2 separate regions of the Homo sapiens genome follow, and region 1 is linked to region 2. Evidence: chromatin loops called from intact Hi-C (ENCODE). Cell type or tissue: MCF 10A. All regions are shown on one strand. Region 1 overlaps RASA3 (RAS p21 protein activator 3). Region 2 overlaps RASA3 (RAS p21 protein activator 3).

Region 1 (2,500 bases), 49 kb before region 2:
CACGGGCAGGCAGAGCCCCCAACACCACTCTGGGCCCTGCCAGGGTCGGCCACAAAAAGAAACCACTGGGAAAACCCAGGGGTCCACATCAGGAAAATTCACATTCCACCCCGACAAAGCCTGGCCACCCTTCCCGGCCCCCCCAGAGACCACTGTGGTCGTGAACTCCAGGGCTGGGCCCCTCTAGAGACCACTGCGGTGGTGATCTCCAGGGCTGGGGTCCCCTGGAGACTACTGTGGAGGTGAACTCCAGGGCTGGGGTCCCCCAGAGACCACTGCGGTTGTGAACTAGGGAACACTGGCCCGGGCACAAACCCCGGAAAAATCCAGCATCGGAACTGGGGTTCACGACCCCGCAGTTCTAGTCTAGCCAGGGCTGCGGGGGGTTCTGCCTGGGTGGGAGTCACCCTGCACAGCGCTATGGCAGTTTCTCAGCAACATGAGGGTGTTCAGGGCACTCACCCTGGAAGCGCTTGGCCGCCGCCTCCCGGAGGGAGAAGAAGATGTCACACATGACGGTCGGGCAGCTCACCCCAGACTCAGTGATGGCGTGGAAGACGCGGTCCACATACTGCCGTAGGTTCTCCTGCAACGGGACACGGCACTGGGACCCACTCCCGAGGCTGCCCACAGGTGCGTGTAGCACCAGGGCACGCCCAGGGAGGGGCGCGTGGGGAGGGGCTGAGGGCGGGCGCAGGGCAGCTGCGGCAGTGAGACACGTGTGAACAGCCACTCCCTGGAAATCTGTGCTGGGAGCTGTGGCAATTCACGCGTGAAAATCACTACACAGGCACCACGTCGGCTCCCCGGCTCGGCCCCGACCTCGTTTACTGAGTGGGGAATGGACGTTCACTAGAATGTGCCTGCCCAAGGCAAAGAGCTCTGTCATTTACATACAGAAATGACGAAACAGCACGCTCTGCAAGAAGTATCATGTGAAGTGACTAAAATGTTGGAGCAAGTTCAACATCAGGGAGTTTTGCTGTTTTAAAACGCAGTACACAGCTCTGGGGACAGCCTGGGGAGGCAGGGAGGCCATCCTGTCCTAGGAAAAGGGAGGGGCAGGAGCCATTGCCCAAGGGAAGGAGGAGCCGGGGCGGAGGCAGAGCTGGTCAGGATTGTCCAGGGGAGGCAGAGCAGGGTGTGCAGGGCAGACCCTCCGGGGGGGCAGAGCTGGGGCATGCAGACCGGATCACTCCAGGGGAGGAAGAGCTGGCCGGGACCCCCCAGGGGACGCAGAGCCCGGCACACAGGCCAGGCCAAAGGTGGTGGCTGAGGCCTCCCAGTAGTGCAGCCAGCGTACTGCAGCCGGGTGAGGCGGGTATCCCCACGCCTGGTCCTGCTCCCACCCCAACCGGGGTCACGGGGTGAGTCAGAGCTTCCAGGCAGCCATCGGCTGAAAAACCCCAAGCAGGTGACTGGCTTTGGTTGGTTCATGAACAAAACCTACCATGTTGTTTTCAAGGTTTTCTCCGTCTTTCAACTTCACAGGGTCGATTTCACAGGGTTTGTGGCTCTGGCATATCTGGGGAGAGGTTTAAGACAGGGCTCTGTGAGTGGGTTCTGGGGGCACAGGCAGGGAGGGTGGAAGGGGTCTCAGGCCTGGCTGAGATGTAGACCCTGAGCCTCATCCAGAAAATGCCACGACAGCTCCCCGAACCCGGCCACTGGCACGGAGGGGCACGGTGAGGCCGGACTGCAGGGCCACCGTGGGGTGGTGTCGTCCCGAGCCTCAGCTGCAAGGGGGCAACCCTGGGCCTGTGTCACTGGCTGCGGAGGGACAAGTGAGAGGTCAGGCGCAAACACTAGGCACGGGGCCCAGTCCATGGCCGCGATCAGACGAGCCGGGCTCTCTCAGGGAGCGATGTGCGCCCGCGATCAGACGAATCGGGCTTTCTCAGGAGTGATGTGCACCAGCCCACACGGACTAGGCCTCACAGGGCTTTAATAATATTTTTACTTCAAAATGCTGCCATGATTTTGCCCACAGAGCAAACCAGAATGCTATGTTCAATTTTCTCACATTTGCAAAGAACCTGTTTACAAACCCGCTCATAAACGGGGGGCACAGCCTGGCGGGCATCAGAGGGTCAGGTGAGGAGTGGGTGTGCGGGCATCAGAGGGTCGGGTGAGGACTGGGCGTGCAGCTCAAACATGCCACGCAGCCAGGGCCCAAACACAGGGGACTGCAGGACATGTGGAGAAAGAAGGTCTCCCTGGGAAGAGCCAGGCTTTTCTTGCATGTTCTCCTTTGTGGAGTGGTGGATTTTCTTATGTATAGTTTTAATTTGGGAGAATTTGGAAGGTTCTGGAGTACACAGGGAACATCCTCTTGATAAAAGTGAATGAATCAGCATCCCCGTGGCGAGGCCAGAGGGGCCGACATTCAAGCCCAGCTCGTGGTCTGGCTGGATCCCAGTGCAGTGCCCTCTGTTGGGGGAAATCCTCCCCACGCCTCGTGAGGCTGAGGACTCTCGGCCCCGTGCTCACCTCCTCGATG
Region 2 (2,500 bases):
CCGGTGGCAAAAACCTGCTTAAATTTTAAATGTCTGGCTCATTGGTGAGGTGGAATGTCCATCTTTTTATGAGCAGTTTTAAATCTCATTTTTTCTTGAAATGCTCTGGGCCTGTTTTCTATTAGAATGACCATCTTTTCATGCTCAGGATTTAACCCTCCGGGAACTTCTGAATGTGTGTTGCAACTTAAAAGACATATTATTTCACAACATTTAAGGAGGATCTTTTTTGAACTAAAAAAACCCCCACAAATTTGTTAAATTTGTCACCAGTGGGTGACTATGGACCTGTGATCAGCCAACTCTGAAATGAGCTCCAGCAGATGGACACAGCGTCCCAGGACCTGCAGGAGCAGAGGCTGCGAGGCCAGCCACGTCCACCTCGATCACGTCACCTCGTGGGCAGAATGGCCTACGCCCCATGTCCTCCCAGCCCCACCCAGAACCCACGGTGAGCACCCGGCAGGAAGTGGCCACAGCACCATCACTGGAGGCCACGCGGAGTCTGAGGACAGCAGCTTTCCCCCCTATGCTGTTGTGGGGACTCCAGGCTCAGCCTGAGGACAGGGTCAGTTCCCTCCACACAGCACCAACACTCCCAGGTGCAAAGCCCAGGCCCACGGACAGCCCCCCGCTGTCCGTGGGTCTCATGGTGGGGGCACCCATTTTCTTTCATCAGCAGGAAGGTTTGTGCTTTCTCCTTCCTGGGCAGCAGAGTTTGAAGCGTATTCCAAAAGAAAAATGAAACCGGCTGAACGCTAGGGCATTCCTCCCATCCCCCATCCTGTTCGGTGGCCTGTGCCGGACAATCTCTTCTTTCTGATGGACTCAAAGGGGCCACACAGCCACCAGGTGCCCCCCTTCCCATCAGCAGCTTAACCTCGGGGTATCTCTTGGACAGGCCGGCTTTGTCTCCAGCCGAGGTCAGCAGCAGTCAGATGCGGGATGAATGCCTGGCCCAGGCGGCCCCCACTCACCGCCCGAGGGCTCTGGAACTCTCTTTCCAAATAAAGAAAAAGTGCGGCCTGAGAGGACCAGGCTCGCCTGAAATCCTGCCATGTGGCCTAAGGAAATTAACGCACGCAGCAGCCTCTCCCTCTGAGGCAGAGACCCTGGCAAAGTCTCCTTTCCCTCAGTCATTTCTGGAAGAAGTGCAAATGAAGTTTCACAGAATCAAGCAAACTTTCACGGGGAAAAAAGAAAAAACCTCTTGCAGAAAACAGAGTTGACCTTTAAGTAGTGGCTCTGATGAGGGGAAACCATCTGAACTGAATTCCTCCTCCTCCTGGAGCCTGGAGCAGGGGCTCAGCTGGGACCAGCAGAGAAACCCCCGCCTTCTCCTCCCTGAGTCACTTCCCAGCATCTGCGCAAGGCTGGCGCTGCCCCATCCCGCCTGCGGCTGCTCCCATCACGTGATCATAAGAAAATAAACCTGGTTTCCCAGCTCTGTGCTCTGCCGCAGGCTCGGGGCCCATTTCCCAAACGCTGGGGGGAGCCGGGAGCTGCCAGGGCTGCCCCAGCCTCGGGGTAGAGGGTAAAGGCTGCGTGAAGAGGAACCAAACCCCAAACCGGGTCTGCGAAGCAGCCCTGGGGCTCCCAAGCCAGCCTCTGGGCTGAGCTCTGCGGTCCTGAGTCACTGCCTGACTCATCCTCAGAGGCGCCCCACAGAGAAGGGGCAACTTGGCCAGGGAAAATGCTCCATCTCCGCAAAGGACAGGAGGCAAAACACACCCATCAGAAGCACATGGCCAGTGCAGGGCCACACAGCCCTGGCTCCCACAGACCGCAGGCTGGAGAATGGGGGTCCGCGGTCAGCTCATAGCCCACCCGCCACCCAGCACTGCAGGGTCACACAGCCCTGGCTCCCAGAGGTCAGAGGCTGGAGGGCAGGGGTCCGTGGTCAGCTCACAGCCCACTCACCACCCAGCACGGCAGGTCTCAGCGGAAGCCCCACACACACTGGGTTGCAGCCTCCTGTGGTTCAAGATGGGTGGGGTTATTTTGAAATGTTGGCAAATAGAGCTGTGAGTCTTCAAACGGAACCCAAAGACTCAGTGAGGAAAGCAGGCGGGCTGGGCTGAGACTCACAGCTGCAGCGGCCGTGGTGAGCCACCTCACCTCCCCGAGCCTCAGTCTCCCCATCTGTTCAGGGGCACCGAGGAGCTGCCCCTCGGCTCATGGGCTCTGTGGTCGCCAGGCACGCCACACACCACACGCCACACACCACTGCACGCAGCACCCCGGGACACTGTGGCCTCGGCTCCCGCCTCTCCTGCACATGAGGCTCTTTCCTCTCTCCCACCCCATACCCCCCAAAAAAGAACCACCATCCTTACAAACAAATGAAAATCGGCTGGGTCTTTAGGGCCCGGCCACGATGTGTGACTGCAGCAGTGACTCTCAGGAGGAGGCACAACCAGACACCGGGTCCCCTGCAGCAGCTGAGACACCTCAAACCCCAAACCCTCAGTGAGGCCCTGGTGGGAAAAGGGGCTCTCCA

Evidence for each region. Hi-C counts contacts between places; a loop is a spot of excess contacts. Peaks named below come from ENCODE experiments on the same cell type or tissue, not always from the same donor. Only the 100,000 strongest peaks of a DNase experiment are listed, where the experiment ranks them.
Region 1: it touches region 2 in a loop (13-fold over the local background); 9 of 110 quality-filtered maps call a loop at or near these places.

What each region holds. Positions count from the first base shown.
Region 1 is chr13:114,014,747-114,017,246 of GRCh38, forward strand. It overlaps RASA3 (RAS p21 protein activator 3), which reads right to left. Exons shown (of 24, transcript NM_007368.4): 12 at 2,491-2,500; 13 at 1,451-1,525; 14 at 463-586. Among named protein-coding and RNA genes, the nearest start is that of C13orf46, 42 kb to the left of the region's middle. In MCF 10A, no CTCF peak of the experiment used is centred here; a DNase peak (open chromatin) is centred at 975.
Region 2 is chr13:114,063,861-114,066,360 of GRCh38, forward strand. The region is part of intron 2 of RASA3 (RAS p21 protein activator 3); the gene reads right to left. Among named protein-coding and RNA genes, the nearest start is that of RASA3-IT1, 45 kb to the right of the region's middle. RefSeq lists enhancers at 2-521, 1,269-1,328, 1,689-1,918 and a silencer at 2,449-2,500. In MCF 10A, no CTCF peak of the experiment used is centred here; DNase peaks (open chromatin) are centred at 341, 781, 1,461 and 2,001.